Linked DNA regions of Mus musculus: region 2 is linked to region 1. Evidence: chromatin loops called from intact Hi-C (ENCODE). Cell type or tissue: left cerebral cortex. All regions are shown on one strand. Links, peaks and the distances in the headings refer to the core of each region. The heading gives the core; the rest is flanking DNA.

The links. Peaks named below come from ENCODE experiments on the same cell type or tissue, not always from the same donor. Only the 100,000 strongest peaks of a DNase experiment are listed, where the experiment ranks them.
Region 2: it touches region 1 in a loop (2.8-fold over the local background); 2 of 42 quality-filtered maps call a loop at or near these places.

What each region holds. Positions count from the first base shown.
Region 1 is chr3:36,886,910-36,899,903 of GRCm38, reverse strand. It overlaps 4932438A13Rik (RIKEN cDNA 4932438A13 gene), which reads right to left. Exons shown (of 86, transcript NM_172679.2): 8 at 12,604-12,685; 9 at 12,036-12,229; 10 at 10,002-10,081; 11 at 8,959-9,109; 12 at 4,489-4,645; 13 at 4,020-4,098. Among named protein-coding and RNA genes, the nearest start is that of 4932438A13Rik, 30 kb to the right of the region's middle. In left cerebral cortex, for the core only: a CTCF peak has its summit at 5,979 (motif pointing left); no DNase peak of the experiment used is centred there.
Region 2 is chr3:36,629,175-36,642,168 of GRCm38, reverse strand. Trpc3 (transient receptor potential cation channel, subfamily C, member 3) reads left to right here. Exons shown (of 12, transcript NM_019510.2): 8 at 1,390-1,585; 9 at 3,548-3,757; 10 at 7,711-7,794. Among named protein-coding and RNA genes, the nearest start is that of Gm35856, 19 kb to the left of the region's middle. In left cerebral cortex, for the core only: a CTCF peak has its summit at 6,546 (motif pointing left); a DNase peak (open chromatin) is centred at 6,529.

The DNA.
Region 1 (12,994 bases), core at 1,641-9,640:
AACACATGAAACTCAAGAAGAATGAAGACTGAAGTGTGGACACTATGCCCCTCCTTAGATTTGGGAACAAAACACCCATGGAAGGAGTTACAGAGACAAAGTTTGGAGCTGAGATGAAAGGATGGACCATGTAGAGACTGCCATATCCAGGGATCCACCCCATAATCAGCATCCAAACGCTGACACCATTGCATATACTAGCAAGATTTTATTGAAAGGACCCAAATGTAGCTGTCTCTTGTGAGACTATGCTGGGGCCTAGCAAACACAGAAGTGGATGCTCACAGTCAGCTAATGGATGGATCATAGGGCTCCCAATGGAGGAGCTAGAGAAAGTAGCCAAGGAGCTAAAGGGATCTGCAACCCTATAGGTGGAACAACATTATGAACTAACCAGTACCCCGGAGCTCTTGACTCTAGCTGCATATATATCAAAAGATGGCCTAGTCGGCCATCACTGGAAAGAGAGGCCCATTGGACTTGCAAACTTTATATGCCCCAGTACAGGGGAACACCAGGGCCAAAAAGGGGGAGTGGGTGGGCAGGGGAGTGGGGGTGGGTGGATATGGGTGACTTTTGGTATAGCATTGGAAATGTAAATGAGCTAAATACCTAATAAAAAATGGAAAAAAAAAAAAAAGATCTAGTTGTAAAATATTTTCTTAATTCATGATGGCTGGGTGGGGAAAGGTCCAGCCCACTGTGGTTGGATGCCATCTCTGGGCTGGTGGTCCTAGGTCCTATAAGAAAGCAGACTGAGCAAGCCATGGGCCGAGAACCAGTAAGCAGCATCCTTCCATGGCCTCTGCGTCAGCTCCTGCCTCCAGGTTCCTGTCATGTCTGAGTTTCTATCCTGACTTCCTCTGATGATGATCAGTAACATGAAGTGTAAGCCAAATAAACCCTTTCCTCCCCAACTTGCTTTTTGGCCATCCCGTTTCATCACAGCAGCAGAAACCTTAAATAACACAATTATTAACTTAAAGATATTATTTTATGAATATTTTGCCAGCCTTGGGTATGTGCATATACATGTGAACACATAGATGTGTTCATGGTGCCTCAGAGGCCAGAAAAGAATGTTATAGATGGTTGTAGGCACCAAGAAGTGCTGGTCGTTTGTAGGACAGAAAGTGCTTTTAACTGTAGAACCATCTCTCTAGACCCTACATTATGAAATTTAAGGGAAAAGGCACTGCCATATCTGAACCACTATTAATTTTGTACAACCTCTAACTTCCATTCTCCCCTGTGACAGACTATAATCAAGGCACTCCTTAGACTTTTCTTACCAAATACAAATACCTCCTTTGAATTAGGCAGTGTTAAAGAATCAGCTATCTCCTTCATGGCCTCACATGACTATTATTTTAAAACCAGCAAATATAATTTCTTGTGAGTTCTTCACAAGAAATCACAGTTAGGTGATGGTGGATATGATGCCATCCTCAGTCACTGTTTCAATGGATTAACTAGTTGGAATAGCCCAAATGCTATAGCTTTTATTGTAAAAATAAACAATTCAACCTCTCTATTTTCTCTCTCCATATAGTATCACCAATACAGGTGACAAAGACAAGATAGGAGAGCTAAATAAAATAAAATAAAATAAAATAGGAATAAATAAAAGTAATGATAATTATCCACCATATCAACCTTAAAGCACACATTGCACTGCACACAATAATAGTGGGAGACTTCAACACCCCACTCTTATCAATGGACAGATCATTGAAACACAAATTATACAGAGACACACTGAAACTAACAGAAGTGATGGACCAAATGGATTTAAAAGGTATCTACAGAATATTTCATCCTAAAAGAAAAGGATATACCTTCTTCTCAGAACCTCATGGTACCTTCTCCAAATTTGAACATATCATTGGTCCAAAAACAGGCCTCAATAAATACAAGAAGATTGAAATAATCCCATTCATTGAGATCACCATGAACAACAAAAACAACAGAAAGCCCACATATACATGGAAGCTGACTAATGCCCTACTCGGTGATAACTTGGTCAAGAAAGAAATAAAGAAAAGAAATTAAAGACTTTTTAGAATTCAATGAAAATGAAAGTACAACATACCCAAACTTATGGGACACAATGAAAGCAGTCCTAAGAGGAAAACTCATAGCTCTGAGTGCCTCCAAAATGAAACTGGAGAGAGAATACACTAGAAGCTTTAACAGCACACCTGAAAGCTCTAGAACAAAAGGAAGCAAATTTACCCAAGAGGAATAGATGGCAGGAAATAATCAAACTCGGGGCTAAAATCAACCAAGTAGAAACAAAAAGAACTATACAAAGAATCAACAAAACCAGGAGCTGGTTTTTTTGAGAAAATCTTTCTTTCTCTCCTTCCTTCCTTCCTTTCCTTTCTTTCTTCTTTTCTTCTTTTGTTCTTTCTTTTGTATCAAATATAGTCTAACAGGAGTCAAACTGAAAAAAGGAAACTTCAGTTGAGAAAATGTCTCCATCAGACTGTTTAGTAGGCAAAAGATCATTGACTATTTTCTTGACTGATGATTTACTACTGCAAGTGCCATCCATGAGCAGCTGAATAAGAAATCAGTCTGCACAAGATAGTCATTCTATTCCTTCATGATCTCTTCTTCAGTGTATGTCTCCAAGTTCATGTTTGATTTCCTGTCCTGACTAACATTCATAATGTACTATAAGATATAAGATGAAATAAACTCTTTCCTCTCAAAAAAGAAAAACATTTAAGCCTGTTATTCATCCAATTATTGCTTAAATCCCAGAATCTGAGTTCAATATGAGCTGCACAGTATCTATTCTTACAGTACCAGAGTCTAACTAGGAAATATTAAGCAAATCATGTACAGTCCTAGAAGAGATAAACACAATATAATAAAAATACAGCAAACACCTAAAAAGTAGAAAATTGTTCTGTCTAGATATCAAATAATTATATAAGTTTAAGCCACAAGAACATAAAAATTAAAACTATTCCTCATCTGCTCGTAAATACTTCCAAAAAATTATAAATAGAACCATCATGTTACCCAGAAACTCCATTACAGGGTCTATCTCCAAAGACAATGAAATAAGAAGGCTGGAGACCACCTGAGTGCCCACATTCACTGCAGTGCCATTCATAAAAGCCAAGACATGAAAACAAGCTAAGAAGATATCCATCAACTGATGAATGGACAAGAAATATGATACATATATGAAATGGAAAGCTAGCTGTATTAAAAAAAAACAGATAAAATCCTATCATCTGTGACACAATGGCTCAAAATGAATATCATTTTGTCAAGTGCAATAAGCAAAACAAAAAAATGATGTGATCTTATTAATGATCTCACTAAAGCATGCAACCTAAGATATTAATGATCTCACTAAAGCATGCAACCTAAGATCAAAAACAAGACAAACAACAATAACAAAAGCTGATCTCACAGAAACTGAGAGCATAATGGCTGGGGCGAATAAGGAGAAAGAAGGGTGGGAGTGAGTGAACAAGGACTACTAAGTTACAGACAAAAGTGCAGACTAACCTGCAGATAATGAGAATATGCAGTATACTTTTCAAAGTTCAAGGAAAGCCTGTCAGCATGGTGGTACCGAGCTGTGATCATAGACAGCAATTGGGAGTCTGAGACAAGAGTTATCTCAAGCTGGGGACAAGCCTAAGTTACACAGCACCTCTTTGGTATGCATGGGCTCTACAGTGAGACACTATCTCAATAAGTGCAGAACTAAACAAAATTTTAAATGAATTTTACCACACAGAAGTTACAAATGTAAAAACAGACATATTTACTTTGATTTGAACATTCTACGTCTATATACATGGGTTTAAGTATCACATAGTATCCCATAAATAGGTACTCTTTTATGTATCAGTAAAAAACTAACTATATTTAAATTAAAAGACAAAAAATAAAAATGAAACACTACTACTGTTACTCTGGAAGGACTAACAAACTATAATAATATATAAATTATGTCACTAATAATTTCAGGCAAAATAATGATAGCTTACCATTTTCGTCAACTGTCATCGGAATATTAATTTCTAAATATGAGCCAGCCCCTACATTTACATGCACAGCATTTGTTTCCTACCAAAAGAACAAGATTGAGTTACATGACATTTATTGTACTTATGTTCTTATCATTTACTTTTAAATTATCAAAGAAATATAATCACTATTAATATGAACTACTAAAACTCTGTACAAATCAAGATTCAAATTTATATAAAAATTATACTTAAAGCAATTTAACAAAATATAATAGAGAAACTAGAAGATAACTTTAAAGTCCATTGTTATTAATATTAATCATTATTTAACACTTTAAATAAAGGACTATAAAAGCAAAAAGTTAAAATTAAGGAGGAATGGGGAGCCCACAGAAATGAAGCTAAACATAGAAATAGGACCCACAAAAAATCTGCAAAGTCATTTTCAGATTTTTAATACTATTCTCTACAATCTTATAATGGATACCCTGTTTTTGGTAAACAGCAAGTCAATGGTAGCATCTGTAATAATATTCATTCGGAGTTCAAATGCAAGGATTTGTCTTGGTCTTCCAGGCTGTGCAATCTCAGAGACTTTCAGAACTTGATAATCAGGTGGAAAGAAAAACTTCCATAAACAATCTCTACATAAAAAGGAAAAAGAGAAACAGTGTTTTAGTCAAATACAACTGTCTTTGATAAGGGTCCGAAATCATATTTTAACCTTACATTATCATTGCTATCTCATTTGACAAACTATTTTTCCACATCTTATTAATGAGCTTTGAACACCTAACATTATAATATTATCGAGTGAGACATGAGCAGGGTTCAATCTAAGTGTATGTGAGTTATAATAAATGCTGCAAGCATATCAGGTGTACAACTATCAAGAAAGAACTGAAAGAGTATAGCTTAATTTATCATTCTTCCCGGAGCAAGTGACCTAATCTTCCTGAGGAAACCTGGTCTGCTCCCTTCTCTATAAGAATAACTTATCTCATGGAGTGGCACTGAGGATTACGTTAATCATGCACACATGGAAGAGTTTTCTATTATTTTCATAATCACTCAAAAAAATGTAACCTTTATTTTTACATTATATGTATGAGTATTTTGCAGGCATATATATCTGTGCAGAACATGCATGCACCACGTGTGAAGGACAAAAGGGTTGTCAGACCTCTGGAACCAGAGTTGCAGACAGCTGTGGGTGCTGGCCATAAAATCAAGGTCCTCTGCAAGACCAATAAGCTCTCTTAACCACCAAGCCGTCACTCCAACTGTTTGCAATCTCTTTTATCAACATAGTATCAATGAAAGGACAAACAACAGTATGTTCTAAAAAGTGAACAAGTATTTAGATGCTGAGTGTACATCTCCTTGTATCACTTGACAAAGATGAAAAAAACCTAAGGAATGTATAATACCTTCCCCCATCACACAAGCCATCTTCCACAAAAATAGGGAAGCAAACACTACTCACATGAATAAAAGCACACTGAAAATTAAGCCTTGTGATTTTTATGAACATGAATGGCTCTGAGACTAAATGAAAAATGCACTGGGATTCTCTCGCAACAAAGGAAAAACCTGCTAGAGGAGGTTATGAAAGTGAAGTTCTGTCGCACATTAACTGTAGTATCATTTTTCTAAATAATACAAAGATCAGCCAGTCTCTAAAGTGAATTTATATGCCAGGATTGGTGTAGTAGACCTTTCATCCCAGCTCTCAGGAAGAGACAGGTCGCTTTCTAAGTTTTAGGTTACCCTGGTCTACACGGTGAGGTCTAGGGCATGGAGAGCTATGTAGAGAGACCTTGTCTCAAAACTCAAAAACTGGAGCTGGAGAGATAGATGGCTTAGAAATTAAAAGCACTGTCTCCTTCCAGAGGTCCTGAGTTCAATTCCCAGTAACCCCATGGTGGCTCATAACCAGATCTGGTGCCCTCTTCTGGCCTGCAGGCATATATACACACAGTATATATAGTAGAAATATCTTTTTTAAAAAACTATATTATCAAAATTTTAACTTGTGCTTTTGAGTAAATATGTGCTAATATTTTAATTATAGCAATATTAATTATAACTTAATCATGCATTATTTGACTAATAAAAATACAAAAACATTTCATTTTTAATAGAATTGTTCAACAGATTTAAAAAACAAAAAACACTTTAAGTTCTTCTAAGATTTCTGAATACAGTCCAAATAGATTTAGCTTATTACTTAATAGAAGCCTCTCATTTTCAACTGATGGCACAGTGACCACAGCATCATTAAACCTAAAAAAAATTACTATAAAAAGAAAAGTATAGCTGTCTCGTATGAGGATCCAGCAATACCTCTCCTGGGCATATATCAAGAAGATGTCCCAACCGGTATGAAGGAAACATGCTCCACTATGTTCATAGCAGCCCTATTTATAATAGCCAGAAGCTGGAAAGAACCCAGATGTCCCTCAACAGGGGAATGGATACAGAAGATGTGGTACTTTTACCCAATGGAGTACTACTCAGCTATTAAAAACAATGAATTTATGAAATTCTTGGGCAAATGGATGTATCTGGAGAGTATCATCCTGAGTGAGGTAACCCAATCACAAGTCACTTGATATGCACTCACTGATAAATGGATATTAGCCCAGAAACCTAGAATACCCAAGATACAACTTCCAAAACACAAGAAAATCAAGAAGGAAGACCAACTCGTGGATACTTCATTCCTCCCTAGAATAGGGAATAAAATATCCATGGAAGAAGTTGCAGAGACAAAGTCTGGAGCTAAGACGAAAGGATGGACCATCCAGAGACTGCCCCACCCGGGGGTCTATCCCATAATCTAATGCCATTTTTTAAAAAGTAAGAACAAATCCCATATTACTTGACAAAGTGTGTAATTATTCCAACAACAGAAGGTAGGAAGTTTTTTTGAAACTAAAAAAGTATAAAAAGAATCAATGCATCTGTTGTGGTTTGAATAAGCTTGGCCTCTGCCGCAATAGGACTATTAGGGCTGTGGCCTTGTTGGAAGAAGTGTGTCACTGTGGGTGTGGGCTTTAAAGAGCTTCCTCCTAGCTACCTGAGGATGCCAGTCTTCTCCTGTATGCCTTCAGATGAAGATATAGAACTCTCAGCTCCACTGCACCGTGCCTGCCTAAACACTGTCATGCTTCCTGCCATGACTGATGATAATGGACTGAACCTCGGAACCTGTAAGCCAGCCCCAATTAAATGTTGTCCTTGTAGGAGGTGCCTTGGTCATGGTGTCTGTGCACAGCAAGGGAAACCCTAACTAAGACAGCATTGACAGAAATATCACCACTCTTTCAACAGGTTAATAATTCCCGATTCAGTGAGGGACTTGGCTTTTCTCTCTACAAGAAAGCTTGAGCACAAATTCAAAACTAAACTAATTCTAAGCAATGTAAAATGCCACTTAAAAAAACACAGTGCTAAATGTTGCCTTTAAAATTCTTCAAACGTAGTAAATCGGTCATAATCTATTACAAATAAAAGTTACTTAAATTAACAGATGAATAATTTAAAAGAATCTTCCAGGTAGACAGGTATGATACTCAAGACAAGTTCCAGACAGTCAAGAGACTAAAGCAAAAGGCTCACTTGAATCCAGAGTGTAAGGTCAGGTTGAACAAGAGCCCCTGCCTCAAATAAGCAAGCCTTTCAGATAATCCTCATTACTGTAAAATCCATACAAGCAATTATTATTTATTTATTTACTTACTTACTTATTTTCTTTAGCCCTCGCAATTAGGTAGACAAGGTACCATTTACTCAGAACCTCAGCTCATGGCATTTAGTTGGGGTCTCACTTCATAGCTCAGTCTGGCCTCCAATTCACAATTCTCCTACCTAGGCCTCTGGAGAGTTGAAATGTCTTTATTATAGAACTCTGATCTACCTATGAGACCCTCAGGACAATTTTCTACTATCCCTACTCATTTTTCCTTGATGATTCACACCATTTTTCTTCCCCTAGAAAATCTCTACTTCCTTCATAAACTACAGCCACACATCATTTAATAAGGCCTTTTTCATTCACTGTAATAACCATAATGCAAAATAGTTTGTTACAAGCTAACCTGTGCTCTAAAACAATTCATATTTAAATCCTAAGCCCAGCGTTTAGAACATGACTGTATATGGTTACAGAGACATCACATGTTGCCTCAGCTTCAAAAAGAGGCCTGGGACATATCCTCCTCTCATGATGGCCAGAGGGAACCAACACTGCTAATACTTCCAAGTGGGATTCTTGGCCTCCAGAACTTAATTAGACAAGTCTCCACTGTTGAATGTATACCCAGAGATGCTTTGCTATTCAGTGCTAGGAAACCACTACTGTTTTCTAGCCTGTCACTAAGACCCTTCCCTCATGAATTAAAGCCTCACCAAAGCTATGTCTTCCATTTTACCAAGTCTTTCATTTATGAATCTATATACCCCCAAAGCCCCAGGCTCTCAGAGGGTCAATAAATAAATCATCAATGAAATGCAAAAATAAAACAAAAGAACCAGTAAGTAGGCTGCTCACTGCAGCTTGTTTGTGGTTTCTCCATAAACAAGTTAATATTTGGATCAAAGTGTTCAGTGAAAACTTATTTTGCCACAATATAAATAAGTTACAAAAACTAAGCCGAGCAGGAGTGGGGTTGGGGGTGGGGGTAGTAGAGCGATGGCTCAGCTGCTCTTCCAGAGGACCTGAGTTTGGTTCCTGGCACCTATGATGAGCATATCAAACCTGACTGTAATTCCAGCTCCAGGAGATCCTCTGGCCTCTATGGATACGTGAGCTCATGTGCACACACCCACAGTCACATATGAATACACATAATTAAAAAATAATAAAAATAGTTTAAAACATTAAGCTAGTATTGTATAAAAATAAGATCTCAATGCACTTGAAAGATTATTAGAAATATAATCACTCAAGTACCTCTGCCTGTCAGCCCAGGGTCCATAGTTAAAGTCTGTCCCTTTACCACAAACGATGTCTAGCCCCCAGCATGGAGGTAAGTCTTGTAATTTACAGTCTTCACTGCTTATGTCCCCTTCTGTACTCTCTTCTGTTTCTTCTGGAACAAGTCCTGTATCCCAGAACAGTTAAAGGCAATTAGTTAAAACCACTACACACTAGCAGTTCAAATGTTTTAGTCTCAGGAAACCTTACACTTAAAATTTTGTAAGTCCCTAAAACGTTTTTGTCTTGTTTTGTTTGTATGTTATATATTAAATTTAGTGTGTTCGAATTAAAATTCCATGATTTCAATTAAATAATAAACTTACTATTTACCTATATAAAGAATAGCTTTAGTAATTGTACTGGCTGGTTTTGTGTGTCAATTTGACACAGCCTGGAATTATCACAGAGAAAGGCGCCTCCCTTGAGGAAGTGCCTCCATGAGATCCAGCTGTAAGGCATTTCCTCAATTAGTGATCAAGGAGTCAGGGGAGGGCCCTTGAGAGCACCATTGTTTCTGCAATGTCATGATAAAAAGGCAAGTAAAATCCTGGTCCTATACTGAAAAATTAGGGTGTGTGACCACACAAATCCCTTGGTGGCAAAAAGAACAGAAGCTGAAACAATCCAATATTAGGTACTTTTCTCAAATGGAAGCCATCTATCAAACACTCAAAGTAGCTAGGTCTCAATTTTTAAGTTTTAAAGTTCAAGTCTAACAATTGTGATTTTCTCCTTTAAGCTAAGACGAACGACCCGGTTCCACATTCCCTAAGGATTTTCTTTAGAATTACCTGCATCAATTTTTAAGGTATCTGTAGAAATGAGTTATTTTATAAAATAGTAATGTAATAACTCAACTCTTAAGACATGACATCTCTTTTTAAAGAAATTTAACACTCTCATAGTCAAATTTCTAACTTACTGATGCTAACTTTCAGAAGATTTCCAATGTGTAGGCAACAGTCCTTCAGGGAAGAAACAGAGCCATTCCTGTACGACTTTCAAAGAGGACATACCTGGCTCATCCATGTAATAGTAGAGATCAACATCATTTGACTGCAGCACCACAAACCCTTCTCCCATCAGTCTCGGGGGTCTAAGGAAACAAGGATGAGGCACACGAGGTACATCTTACACTACAAAGTGCTCTGCAGTCTAGCAGACAGTGAGCAAGAGTGAAAACAAAGAAGGGGGAACCTACAAAGCACATGACAGGTTCTATCTTAAAAGGAAAAGAACATCTTTCACACAGACAAGCACTATACAAAGTTACTCTAGTTGTATTTTACATCAGGTTAAATGATAAAATGACTTAAATTTTATTGGTAAATTAGTTTAAGAAGAAAACAATTGGCTTAGAGACTTCACTTTAAGTTTGAAAAGAAATATATTTAATTAAAATGGAGGTTAAACACAACAATAATTACTGAAATAATCAAATAATAATAATAATCAAATTCTGCTTTTATGGCAAAATTTAAATAATTATATTACTATCATTATAATCCTAAGTAATAGCTAATCAACCAGAAAAATGTACTATAGTCATTCAGAAACAAAAGAATTGTCATTTTATCTATAACAATTTAATTACTTTTCTCTAAGAGTATTTCACTGATTAATAAATGTACAACAATTATCCTGAATTTAAAATTTGACATGAATGCTTCTCTAAGTTTCCTTCTCTCAAACTTTAGAGTTAACAGCTTCTCTGCCATATCCCATATTATTGTCTACTACATAAAAATCCATCTTTCAATCATTAGATAGCAGCATATATGAATGCAATAATTTTCTTCTAAATACCACAAAATAAAGGCTTTAGAAAGCCACAAAAGGTAAGCCAATCTGGTGGGAGTTTTTGTTTTGTTTTGCTTTGTTTTTAAATATAATTTCATGTAGCCTAAGGCCTGAGACTCACTAACCACGTGGGACCTTGAACTCCTTATCTGCCTACCCCTTCCTCTTAAGTGCTAAAATGAAAGGCATGGCATCCAGTATCTACATTTTTGAAAAATACAATTTTAAATAATGTTATATAAAATATTAATAGGAGAACACTTTCTTATCTCTCTAGTTATTTAAAACTACAGTTCTGTTCATTACACTTGACCTATTAACACAAAGTTTTGTTCATCTACCAAATTCCAGAACATCTTTAGTCAAGTCTCTAAGAGTTAGGTGAAGTAGACCATAGTCACCTAGAACTAATATAGGGGAACCTCTCTACCATACTAGCTGATCCTGGAGATTTTATTTTAGCAGCATATCAGCCAAGAGTTAAAAGCTGCTTTCCATAATTTCATAAAAACTTACATGGCTGATAAAACAAAGAAAAAGCTGAAATATCACAATAGAAAGTTTCCATATATATATTATTTAAAATTACACAACTTCAGCCAGAGTACTCATCATAAAAAAGAAGAGACTGAAAAAATATGAGGAATGGGGACCGTTATTCCAGAGGTAAAGACAAGACCCGGTGTCTGGCAGGGCTGTCTCCTCAGACCTGGTCCCTTCCTGCTGCAAGCATCTCACCTAAGTAGTGGGTCTGCTGTGCATTCTCAGGCAACCTATCTTCTAACTAGAACAGCTATTTCAGCATGGGGAAACATTAGCATGCAGATAGAAAAACTCTTTGAGGTTCAAAGAAAACTTAAATGGTTGTCTCAAAATTAGACCATTCTAACCAAATTTTCCAAAAAAAAAAAAAATTAGTCAATTTTCAACTTTCACTAAATCCACTATAAATTAATCTCTTCATTTTATTATTTATCTAAACTTTCTAGACAGAAAAATACACCTTTAATGGGCATATCCTAACAACATCAAAGCTTAATTTAAACAAAAATAAGTGAGCAAAAGAGAGTAAAATAATTATACTACTAACTACACAGAAACACACTGAGAAGTATGACTATCACTTCTTAGCACAAAGACTTTAACAACTGGAAAGCCTTGTACTTACTGTACAACTTCTACCATAGAAATGAGAAGGCTGCTATAGGCTCCAGGGGAAAGAAGCTACCACTTTCATGATGTTTACTTACTCATCATTTTGTAGGCCAACATATCTTGGACTAGGAACAAGCATGACTCGAACATTTTCAAGCTTTCCTTTCACAATGTGCATGAACTGGTCAAGATGACTTGAAGGTGGTTTTGTAGTATACGTTAAGAACGCATCATCAAAGTTGATGCATAGAGTCTGAGGTTGATAATGATTCCCAAAGGCCAAACGTCCCTAAAAACATAAAAAGAGATATTATACCAACATAGTCTAGTCATTGTTTTCCTTAGCTGAACTAGGAACATTTTTATGCAACAACTAAATGATTCCACTTTAGCTGTATATGCTACTTAAATCATTATTTAAAATAATCATCATCCATTTAAACCAACATTTAAAAAAATCTAGAGATAAGTTTAGAGTAATTTAAACATTTGTAAATATCCCTTCAGATTTAATAAGCATCCAAATGTAGAGCTGGTGTTAAAACAGCTCATTCACATGCTAAAGAAATAGGAACAAAAAATGTACAAAAAATTGCTTTCTTTTCTTACATAGACTTTGATTTGCATTAACCTGCCAAACATGACGCAACATAATTTACTTACTGTGCTCACATTGACCTTAATGACTGGGATAAGTGATCTCCATGAAGATGTGGGGTCTTGAGATTCTGTTTTTACTTTAACTCTGATGAGAAAAATAAAACTGACATGAAGAAAATCTTAAATACCTGAGAGTACAAAATTAAACTACCTCACATCATACATCACTAATGCCAGCTGCATTTTCCAAATACATCTAAAGAGTATTCAAGTAAACAAAACAACCACCACATGAAGACAGCATGGTCCCTAAAAGGATTTCTTAGCCTGTACTTTTTCATTCTGGTTTATTTTTGAAGCTACAGTGAAAAACTACCTTTCTAGAAGAACACTCTAAAGTAGAACATGACATTTTTTTGTACTGTGGCACCCATCCCATCACCCTACTTTATAA
Region 2 (12,994 bases), core at 2,004-10,003, 260 kb after region 1:
GTATTACATTATTAACCAAGAGAGAGGGTTTAAATACTACAGGAAGTGATACACTGCTAACCTGGAAATACAGCATCATTTCCTCGGGGTTCTCTTGCACGTCCTCAGACGTTGGTGCCCACGAGGACCTTGGGAGCTAATCCCACACAGATAACATGGCTGAGTGTGGATTCTTGTGACCAGAATTCAGGCATCAGGGCTGGGTGTTTAGAGTGAAAAGCCTTCCCTTCACACCCTAACCCTCAGTCTATGAGCTGAATTTCATTTTCGGAAACCATGGTTTCTTTTGAATACTTTTGGAGATTTTTTTCCCCAAAAGAAGAATATAAATATCCAGATAGCCCTCTCTTTTGTGTTTAGATGACTCAGTATTTCACAGATGCTACATTTGATTTTTTTTACTTAATGTATCCTAGCTATCCCTTATACTATAACTGTATGAAGATAAATCTGCCTCGTTATCCCCAGTGGCTGCACCGCATTCCACCATTGGGATACACCAAAACTCTTTGGCCTGGTTTCTGGATATTGAGCTTGGTTTTGTTCTAAGTATGGACAAATTCCTTCATCGTGAGCCATGGTGAGGGGAGATCCTTTTTGAAGTGGGTGTTTCATTTCCAACCTAAGCCAAGGAGTTGGATTTAAACTTCCAAACCACCTACAAAATCAGACTCCAACCTTGCACCATTCCAGAAGAAAAGTAAGGGCCTTCTGAAGTAACTTCTGCTTTCTCCTGTTAACCAAATCTTCATCAGAATAACTTCAGAAAAGCTGGGCATTGACACCAGCCCCTGAAACCCCAGGATATAATTGCTGCTAAGTACTCCAACAATGTAGGCATGGTGGCACATACCTGGAATGCTACCTCTTAGAATCTGGATGCAGGAGGATCAATTCAAGGCCATACTGTCTCAAAAACAACTTGAAAAAATAATATACCATAACAGAACAATTCTTAAAATGTTTTTAATTCTTAAAACATATTTTTCACTCTTAAATTTTAATTTTTAAAATATAACCAAAAAACTCTTTAAATTCTTATTAGAAGCAATTATTACAGGGCTAGAGAGATGGCTCAGCAGTTAAAAGCTCTGGTTGCTCTTGCAGAGGACCTGGGTTCAATCCCAGAATCCACCTGCTTACAACCATGTGTAACTCCAGACCTAAGGTATCTGACGCCCTCTTCTGGCCTCCACAGGCACTGCATGCACACAGTGGACAGACACATGCAGACAAAACACACAAAGTAAATAGTATTTTCTTAAAAAGCAGTTGTTAGGAATGTATGATGATAGCATTTCATAATAATTTTACATCTGTATAGCATTAGATACTAGCTTGTTTTTAATACTGGAAGCTACTCATTACCGTGTCTTTATTGTTCAACAGGGTTGAAGAAAGTTTCAAGACTTTGTTTTGGTCCATATTTGGACTGTCTGAAGTGACTTCTGTTGTCCTCAAATATGATCACAAATTCATAGAGAATATTGGCTATGTTCTTTATGGGATATATAATGTAACTATGGTGGTCGTTTTACTCAACATGCTAATTGCTATGATTAATAGCTCATACCAAGAGATCGAGGTGAGTGTTCCATCCCTGTGTGTCTCAGAAGTTCTAAGACTATTGGTTAGAAGTACTGGCTGCCGGGGAGGGGGAGGGAGCGGATTCTTATCTGCTGGGCCACCCACTCTGATCTGACTATGTTCTTTAGGCAAAATGTTCAGTGTCTGTTAACCACTCTGCTTTGGATTTTGGATTTGTCCATTCCATAGCTTCCTCCTTTGTTTTGTACTTTTTGTATATCTTCTGCTCTCAGAGATCTTGGCTTAGCTGTGTGTTACCTCCACCAAATAGCGATGCTTGCCCGGGTTTTTGAAGACAGGGTCTCACTCTAGAACCAGGCTACCCAGGGCATCACGATGCTACCCAGACCTCAAACTCATTGAGCCTCCACCTACTTCATGATCCCAGGTGCTCAGATTGCAGCTGTGCGTGCGGCACCAGGCTTAGCTTCTATGTGCATTTTGGGAATGGATTCCCATACATAGCGCCCCCAGCACAGAATGTGTCGGTTATTTTACTTGTGGATATGACAAAGCAAATGAAGGAAGCAAGAGTTTATTTTTGGCTGACAATTCAGGGTACAGTCCATTCTTAGTCAGGACACAGTGAAAGATGGATATTGGACCTTGGCTCATTTTCTCCTCTTATGTAGTCTTGAGTGTAGTTGAGACTACCCACAAGGAGTTTGTCTCTTAGGCAATCCTAGATCCCATCATGGTACCAACCAGAATTAACCAGTACAGGAATCCCACCGAGACCAAAGGACAGTACTGTGAGTGTCTGCTTGTGTGGTGGCATCAGTGTAGGTACTGAGGACTAAAGGAGCTCATATCCTATGCCTGTGGCCCTGCTTCATGTCCTTTATCAGTGAGGATAGTTGTACCAATCACCATGGGGAGCACTGGGAATAGAAAAGCATAAAGACAAGTCTCGGCCACTGTAGGATTCATGTGACATGTGGAGACATGTAGTACAAATACAAACTTCAAAATGTAATTGATCCAGTGAAATGTGTTGGCTTATGTCTGTTATCCAGGACTTAGGAGAAAGTGGCAGAGGGCTAGCCTGAGCTACAGTGTAAGTTACAGGCCAGTCTGTGCTAGTGTGAAATCTTCAAAACAAATTAAGATGAACAAAGCAAAAAAAAAATCAATGTATCTAAATGTCACTCCCCCTTTGCCTTTAGAATAAGACACATGACATCTACAACTTGGTGTGGTAGGTCTGGAAGAGCCCAGAGGGTAGCAAGAGAGTGAGAAATGATGATGGATGTCAAGAGATGGTTGGGATAACAGAGAGAGAGTGTGGTTAATAGTTTTATACTTCTTTGATCCTGAATTTTCTTGTCTTTCTGCATTACCTCGAAATGAGGAACAGGAAATGCTGGCTATATCTCAGTGGGCACAGTCAGAGACATATGGAAGAGAAAGCATTGTGATATCAGTATGTGAGTCTATACTAGGTAGACAAGTAGGAATTGTATGCAGATAAATGTAAATACGTTACTGAATTGTTTAAAACATAATGTAATTACTATGAGAATGTACATCAGGTCTGGAGTGTCTTGTTTAAAATTTAGTAACTGTGCAACTGGCCAGATTTCTTAGAAGTTAAAGAGTTACTGTTCTCAAAAAGAACCAGAGAGTTTAGTTCCCAGTACCCACATCAAGTGACTTACAACTATGCTGTTGTAACTATAGCTTTAGGGTATCTGATCTCCCTCTTTTGGCCACCACGGGTATATGCACACACACACAGACATACACACAAGCACCCACACACAATTGCACATATATACACTATCACACAAGTACACACAAGTACACACACACACATACAGACAGAGAGACACACATATAAGAAAGCACACACATCACATACATGCACACACAAGCACACACATCACACACATGCACACACAAGCACACACACTTAAAATCTTTTTTTTTTACTTTAACAATGAGTTTTATTTTGTAACAGGATGACAGTGATGTAGAATGGAAGTTTGCTCGTTCCAAACTTTGGCTCTCCTACTTCGATGATGGAAAAACATTACCTCCACCCTTCAGTCTGGTCCCTAGTCCAAAATCATTTGTTTACTTCATCATGAGGATCACTAACTTTTCCAAATGCAGGAGGAGAAGACTGCAGAAGGATCTGGAACTGGGCATGGGTAACTCAAAGTCCAGGGTATGTATTGAAAAGACGCCAAGATCATAAAATAAATGTCCTGTCTCTTTTTCCTGGCCTTTGATATTTGTTCATTAATTTCCGTGTGTGAACTTAGAAGAGATTGAGCATAGCTGCCTATCCCATGGTCTTTCATAGACTAATACTATCTGCAGAGTGCTTCAAATAGTCACTTAGTCTATGCCCTATTGGGGTCAGCCTCTCATGGAAACCTGCATCACGTGAACAAGCTCATGAAAAGCTTGTTAAACATAAAAAAGAAAGTTGTTGTCAAAAGAATGCTTTGCATCTGTGTGCCCCGTGCTTTAAACCAGTTATTCTGAAGTTAAGTAGCTTTAACTTCAGACTTAGCCCTTGGCGTGTGCATAGTTCACCAGCACTGTATTTGGAGAGGCAGCAGAAGGACCTTTTCTTTAGTATCATGCCGTGGATGAGAGCCTGAGCATCTTCCCACCCAGCAACAAAGCCCTTTATAAAGAAGAACACTGCAATCAATGCCCTTGAGTTGACCTAGGAATGTAAATTTCATGGTGGCACTTCATCAGTATGAACTTAGTTTCTGTATATAGAGTTAGGGTCGGAGACACAACATTATGGCCATATTTAAAATAACAGGGAAGGAAGCAGACAGGAGCCAATGTGTGAGACTCAGGTACCATCTCTGCTAAAATTGTAATGATGGAGCCTGGCACGGTGCCACAGGCCTGTAATCCCCATTCTTGGTACACTGAGGCGGGAAGACACCGAGACTGAAGCAGGTTGAATGATGTAGAGATTTTGAGACTAACTAGGACTACAGAGATTTGGTCTTTTAAAAATGCATGAAAGTCAGGCAGTGGTGGTGCACGCCTTTAATCCCAGCACTCGGGAGGCAGAGGCAGGAGGATTTCTGAGTTCAAAGGCAGCCTGTTCTATAAAGTGAGTTCCAGGACAGCCAGGGCTATACAGAGAAACCCTGTCTCGAAAAAAAAAGAAAAGAAAAGATAAAAGAAAAACGTATGAAAAATGGTCTCCAGCTGCAGTAGTCTAGAAGCCCAGGAAACAATAAAACATTGGCCTTGTTCAAAAGTAGAGGACTTTCCTCGATTGATGCTGAGGCAAAGACAGGATTGATGCAATTTAATTCCTCATTTTTTTGACATAGATCTGTGTTTCCAAGATTTTTTTAATAGCCCTCGAATCTTACCCTTACAGATAGTGACCCTGTGCTGGGAGTGTGGTTCAGTGGGTAGTGCCTCCTGACATACACAAGGCCCTTCAGTTTGAACCACGGCTCTTTGTGTGGTGTCACTGTGCTCTCTCATGGCTATTAGATGCCACAGCAGTGACCGGCTGTCTGTCTGTACCGCATTCAAATAAATACCTCACACACACAATGAGAAGCCGTGGGGTGGAGAGAAGTAGAGCCCCTAGGCTAGACCTGTGTCTGAACTGGCTTTTAAAACTTATGAGCAAGTTACACAGGTAAATCTCCTCACCTAAAAAATTGGAAAGCCATGGGCTTCTGTGAGTGTTAAATGGGATGTATTCCACTCCAGCTCAGCAAACGTCAGGGCCCTTCCTCATCACGGTCCACACTGCTTGCTGTGTGTTTAGACCTGGCTAGCAGCCAGGGTGCAGCCAGTGCAGGGTATATGTAGATCAAGTCTTTCTGGCAGTCCATGCTTAGCCCTCTTTATGCACTAGGGAGTAACTGGCTCCTGATGTTCTGGGCGGCTCTGCCTGTTGTGAAGATTGACAGTGTTAATAAATGTTTTGTCTTTCTAGGGAAGCTTAGCTCCTTAAGTCTTTGACCTCTGAAGTGTGGTCACCTTCAGCCTTCTGTGCTTCAGAGAACAAACCTTGAAATTTTCTTTCTGTAACTGTCTTAGTTCAGGTTCCCATTGCTGTGAAGAGACACTGTGACCAAGGCAACTCTTAAATGTTAAACTCTTAAATGTTAAAGTTAACATTTAATTGGGGCTGGCTTACAGTTTCAGAGGTTCAGTCCATTATCATTATGGCAGGAAGCATGGTGTGTGCAGGCAGACATGGAGAAGGAGCTGAGAGTTCTACATCTCCATCCGAAGACAGCTAGGAGGAGTCTCAAAACCCACACCCATGGTGACACACTTCCTCCAACAAGGCCACACCAATTCCAACAAGGACATACCTCTTAATTGTGTCACTTCCTGTGGGCCAAGAATATTTGAACCACCACAGTAGGCAACAGAGTTTATGGACTTTAGACCCCAAATAGTCATAGTATAGATGGGGGCTACCAAAAGCCAGCTGGGCAGGGCACTTCCAGATGTTTAGACCTCTATGAAGGCACAGAGAGAGCGCTCCACAGGACATCCACTGCCACCCTGTGACATCAGTAAGAGGAGGAAAAAATATTTTTCTCAGCTAAGAGGGCCTGCCTTGGCTTCCCCACCCCCACCCCCCCTTTTCAGATCCTCCTGAATTGCCCAGGCTGACCTTAAACTTTGATCCTCTTACTTAACTCTGCCTAGCATCTGGGCATCCAGGCAGACAGGCATCCAGGCATCCAGGCATCCAGGCAGCCAGGCATCCAGGCAGCCAGGCAGCCAGGCAGCCAGGCAGCCAGGCAGCCAGGCAGCCAGGCAGCCAGGCAGCCAGGCAGCCAGGCAGGCATGTGACACTACACCCAGCCAAAGTGTCTCAGTCTTACATCAGGCATCGACTTTCTTCATTAAATGAATTAAATAAAAAAGCTAGAGAAATGTCAATATTGTTGTTTTGACACTTTTCTGCTGAGGTTGCTGAGTTCAGTCAGCAGGCTGATACCGACCCCCAGTGGCAGAGGGAAACATCACATCATCAAGTGCAGGTCCTAGCGAAACAGTCAACTAGGAGGCCTGTCCAGTCCTGTCACCTCTGCCCTGGCCTGCCACACCTTCCTGAATAATCACAGGGGGGCTATGGAGGTCGAAAGACTACAGTTTGGAATGGGAGGACTTTTGAATCATATACAAGCCAGCTAGCCCTGGAATGATGGAAAGTTCCTGCTTATATCTGTGTCAGTCATGGGCAGGGCTAAGCTCTCAGCTAGCTTTCTGTTCCTGCCTACTCAAAACTCAAGCTGAAGGTGGGAGTGAGGATAGGTAGATAGTTAATAGATAGATGATAGTTAATAGATAGATGATAGATTATAGATAGATAGATAGATAGATAGATAGATAGATAGAGATAATGACTGATAGATATATAAATACATATAGAGGACTGACATATAGACAGAGATGATAGATGATAAATAGATATGACTGATAGATACATGATAGAGAGAGAGATACACATGTGATTGATATATAAAGATGATAGGTAGATGATAAGTAGGTAGGTAGATAGATAGATAGATATCACTGATGGAAAGATATATGATTGATAGATGATAGATACATAGACAGGCAGATGGACAGACAGCTAGATAGAAACAGACAGTAAAGCTCCATTCTTCAACCCAGTTCTCTCCAAAGATCTGATTAGCATAAGGCAAAATGATAGAGAAGCTATATTATTTTAGGTGATATCATAGGGCTATGAAATATGTGTAAGGCTACCTGCACCTGTGGGATTCTGTTCAACTTAGGGAGGAGCTAGGACTCAGTAGCCAATCAAACCACTTCGGAGGCACTTGGAGTTCTGAGTGGTAAATGTTGCCTGTTCCCACGAAAACATATATTAGATAAGGGCCAACTTCTAAAATACATTCTTAGTCAACAGCTCTGTTACACTGCATCATTCCAGTGTTTGATGAAAGTGAGCATCTCTCCCACACAACTGTTTGCTTTCAAAAATATTTAACCCCCTCATACAAGCCAACTTGAACAAAATGTTCCTCAGAAGTGTGGATTCCAGAAACGCCATCCAAGAGAATCAAGTAATCTATATCTCTTATTCCAAATGAATGTATTCTCATTTACTAGGTTAATTGTATTTTCTCCTAGTTAAACCTCTTCACACAGTCTAACTCGAGAGTTTTTGAATCACACAGTTTTAACAGCATTCTCAATCAGCCAACACGATATCAGGTAAGTACTTGTTAGCCATTTCTCTATTGTGTGTGACTCCTTGTGTGACTCTCTGTATGTGTGGAGTGGTGCAGTCTTCATATACACTATGAAGTTGTACAGGGCAGAGAGAGTGGGGTGTTAGGAACTTCAAAATCAAAAGAGGTCAGCCTCTTTGTCCTTTCTCCTTTTTGTTGTTGGGTTTTTTAAATTTTGTTTTGGTTTTTTGCTAAAGAAGAGATGTTGTTGTTGTTGTAGCTTTATTTCTTATTTTCTTAAGATTGAGTTTGACCCCAGGGCCTTGCCTATGCTATAGTCCTAGGCTATTCTATTTTATTATTTTGAGATAGAGTTTCACTAAGTTTCCTGGCTTGAGTTCCAACTCACTGTTACCCATGGACGGCAGGACATGGATTGGACTCTCATTCCTCCTGCCTCAGCCTCTCTGTGACCTGAGACTACAGGCCTGCAGCACCAGGCTCAGGCTCAGCAAGAAGGACTGCTTTTGCAATGTTGAAAACAAAGTGTTTCCATAGTTTTTTTTTATGTGAGAGGCTGTTGCCTATGTGTATGTCTGTCCATCCTGTGAATGCTTGGTGCCCACAGAGGTCAGAACAGAGCATTGGATCCCCCCTGGAACTGGAGTTACAGATGGTTGGAAACCACCATGAGGGTACTTAGTTTGTTTCATCCCTTATCTTCCATTGATAGAAATAAAGCAGGGATTTTTATTTCAACCTAACAGAAATAGTCAAGTGCTTCTACTGTGCATTTATCATGAAGGAACTTGGTCATGTATGATTAATGACCTAATTAGAAAAAAAAATCTCCATTTGCCTTTCTTTTTTTAATTAATCATTTTATTCATTCACATTTCAAATATCATCCCCTTTCCTGGTTTCCCCTCCACAAACCCTCCTATCCCATCCTCTTCCCCCTGCTTCTATGAGGGTGCTCCCCCACCTACCCACCGACTCCCACCTCACTGCTCTAGCATTCCCCTACACTGGGGCATCAAGCCTCCTCAGGATCAAGGGCCTCCCCTCCCACTGATGTCAGACAAGGCCATCCTCTGCTACATATGTATCTCAAGCCATGGGTCCTTCCATGTGCACTCTTTGGTTGGTGGTTTAGTCCCTGGGAGACCTGTATGGTCTGGTTGGTTGATATTCTTTTTCCTTGTATGCTTGTCTTGATGATTTTTCTGTTACCAGTTAAGAGGAATTTTAATAGTTAAAGCTGCCAGCCTTTGCTTGGGATCTGAGTTAAGAAGGCTTTTATACCAGTGTGCTAAATGCCTTGAACTTAGAGCTGTTATTTCCCATCCTGGACTCTTTCGTTTTTGCAGTCAACTTTACAAGGCTTTCATGGCTTTGAGATTTATGTGCTATTTTAAAAGATCTATTGTGTAATAACCTTTAAACTTACGTGTTTCTAGTTCTTTCACTTTGCACATGAAATATTCGCCCTGTGTAGTCTGTCCTTGAGTGCGGTAACAGATGAAGGTCCAGGTTTACTTTTTCCAAATGATTATGTTCATCTATGTCCAGTGTGTTGAATATTGTTTTGGTTTTTTTGTTAACTTTTCATTTGTTAAATTCCTATAGCAAATTGGTTTCTTCCTATTTTTTCATGTTATGTTCCATTGATCTGTCTGTGAACGCTATGTGACCATATATAGTTTAAAATAAAGTCAAACAAAAGGCAGATGCAATTATCATCTTTACTTATTTTGCTAGAATGCCTGGCTATTCTTTTTCATTTTTTTTTTCTTAACTTTGGAGTTTTAATCAGCCTGTCTAGTTCACAAAATTTCTGGCTGGTGTTCTTATGAAGATTGGGCTAATGTTTTAATGTGACCTCTTTCTGATGTCCTTTCTTTGGTTGGATTGTTTGATGGAATTTTCTGATGTTTGGTTTGGTTTGGTTTGGTTTGGTTTGGTTTGGTTTGGTTTGGTTTGGTTTGGTTTGGTTTGGTTTGGTTTGGTTTGGTTTGGTTTGGTTTGGCTTGGCTTGGTTTGGTTTGGTTTGGTTTATCTGCAATAAGGTCCTCATAGCCCACTTGTCTTCAAACTCAGTAAGCAGAAGTTGGCCCTGAACTTCTGGTCCTACTACCACTCCCTCTGATCCTACTACCACTCCCTCTGATCCTACTACCACTCCCTCTGATCCTACTACCACTCCCTCTGATCCTACTACCACTCCCTCTGATCCTACTGCCACTCCCTCTGATCCTACTACCACTCTCTCTGATCCTACTACCACTCCCTCTGATCCTACTGCCACTCCCTCTGATCCTACTACCACTCCCTCTGAAATGTTCAGATTTGCAGGTTTTACCATTATGCTCAGATTTGTACAAGTCCTTGTGTCTGGTATCATTATATTTATTATTTTCCATTTGTTAAAAAGGCTCCAGAACTGCCAAATAGCAACTACTGAAGGGCTTAAAAAAGATAAGCCTGTATATTTCTTTCTCGTGTTCAAAAGTTCAGGTCGCCAGCTCTTCTGGAGTGCTACTGAGGATGCCTGAGAGCCAGGCCTTCTCAGTCTAGTGCTATGGCTGTGACAAAGGGCATGTGCCACTAAGCCTGGCTTTAATCACAGCACCTTTTGAAAGGGAAAGTGTTCTCTCTGTATACAGAATTTTACCCGAGGATAAAAGGAGGCGAGCGTGCTCGCTTATTTTCCCTTAGGTGAAGTTTTGTTAGTGAGAGACTTTGTTCAGATGGCTTCCAGGGAAATTGGAACTCCAGATGAATTTTTAAAACAATCTATTTTTCATCATTTTCTCTTTTGGCAGTAAGTGTAAAATTATGTAGACCTTTTCTAAGCATAGTTTCCAAAGATATGTAAATATCATGCAGAGTATTACATTAGAGGATATGAACATTTGAGTTTCCCAGTTTTGTTCAATAATATGATTAGTAACTAACCTTATCTAAGCAGCAACTATGAGTCTATGTGTATTTGATTATTTAATCTGAATAGTTGTTTATGAGCTGAGTTTTGTGACTTGTCATGGAGTTGAAAAAACACACGCCCATGAGTACTTTAGAATCGCTTATCTGGTAAAGGCCTTTATTCAAATTCAGAGACTTTCTCACTCCCAGCACATCTGCCTCACCTTCATTCTTATTTGTGTATTGTGCTGTATGTTCATGAATGTATGTGTATGTAAAAGTGTTTGTGTATGTGAATGTGGAGACCAAAGGTCAATGCCAGGTGTGGTCCTCAGTCACTTTCCACATTATCGCTCAGTGAACCCAGAGCTTGCAGATTTGTCTAGACTGGATGCCCAGTGAGCTCTAGGGACCTACCAGTCTCTTCCTCCCCAGCAATGTTTGTATAAGGTATATTTACCTGAACTTAGGTCCTCATTATTCCTCTTCATCCTCTTCCTTTATCCTCCTCCTCTTCCTACTCCTTCTCCTCCTCCTCTACCTCTTCCTTCTCCTCCTCCTCCTCTTCCTCTACCTCCTCCTCTTCCTCCTTCTTTGAGACATGGTCTTGCTACATAGCTCTGACTGTCCTGGAACTCATTATATAGACTAGGCTGGCCTCAAACTCTGAGATCTGCCTGCCTCTGCCACCCAGTGCTAAGACTACCATAACCAGCCTAGGTCTTCATTTTTATACAGCAAACACTTTACCATTTGAACAGTCCCCACACCTTAATTTTTAAGATGTAGGCCAGGCATGGAAGCAAGTGTATATCTGTAATTTCAGTATTTATGAGACTAAGGATGGAATATAGTAGATTTGATACTATCCTGGGCTATATATCCAAGACCTTGTATCAAAAAAATAAGTTGCATTTTATTTTTTGGTGATAGAAGGCTTCTACAGAATTCTTTTTACAGACGACCATTTTAAGTCAGCATTACTCTCACTTTCTTTGGCAAATAAAGTGCTTTCATCACCATGGAAAATGTTTACTCACTGTGACCATATTTATGCTGTACTCCTTGCTTTAATAAACACTAGTGCTTTGACATATCCTTTTGGCATTTAGTCACTGATGCAATTAACACACCCCATTCTGCTACACCTGTCTTTTCCTTACATAGGCTTCGCCTTCTTAGGGCTTATGTGTGCTTTTCTCAAGCCTACTTGTTTATATTTACCATTACATACATAAATATATCCATAGCATTATTCACTAACTTTGTGGTGGTATGCCTGCTTGGGCTGGTTTTTAAGCACTGATTATTATTTCTAATTATGTGGAGGGCCTATGTGTACATTGAATACAGTGCCTGTGGAGACTAGAAAAGGGCATCAGATACCCTGGGGCTAGAGCTAGGTGGTGTGAGTTGCCTAGCACCCAGCCCCTGGCTTGTGTATTTCCTAAGAAGGTAAATAATACATTAAGAATACTGTTCCATGTATTTCTTTTGGCTACCAGGAGTTTTCCATATTACTACATGGGAACCTCATTCTTAATTGTTGTGTGATGTCCCATTGTATCTACAAACCATCTTGTTCGTTTAGTTCATTTTCTATTGACTATTATAAACAGTCCTCTAGTGTCTTACAACATGTTTCATTTAATATCATCAGAGGTTTTTTTCTGTTTACTTGCTTGAGAGTGGCTGTATTTCCATTTTCGGCAGCAGGTACACATAAGGATTTCTTGGCTTCCTCACAGCATTTGAACTCAGAATTTAAAAAAAAAAAGAAGAAGAAGAAGAAGAAGAATGCCAACTATGAAACAACTAGCCTATACAATCCAAAGTGAAAGGCCAATAAAACGCAAGCATGATGGTGTACAACTATAACCTTAACACCTAGAAGGTTAAGGCAAGAGTGCCGGGAGGGTCTAGTGAGATTGTTTATTACTGCATCCTGCTCTTGCAGAGGACCTGAGTTCTGTTCCTGGCAGTAAGGTGGTTCGTAACTGTAGCAGTGAATAAATAATCCCTTCTGACCTCCTAATGAGTCATGTGTGCTCTACACCAGCCCAAGAGCTCTGGATTCATAAATGAAGCACACACACACACTTTATATTTTGATATGTCTTGATTAGCTCAATGGTTGGGCACTTCCAAACCTCCCCCAAGGTAACATACACTGGTATTTTTTAATTAATACTTGCTAAATGTATATTTTATCTCTGCTACCCCAGACCCAATCAGGGGAGTAGCTCCTGGGGCCACTTTCTCAGATACTTACATTTCTTCGGGCCTTTTATTCTCATCTTTCTGCTTCCTTGTCATGT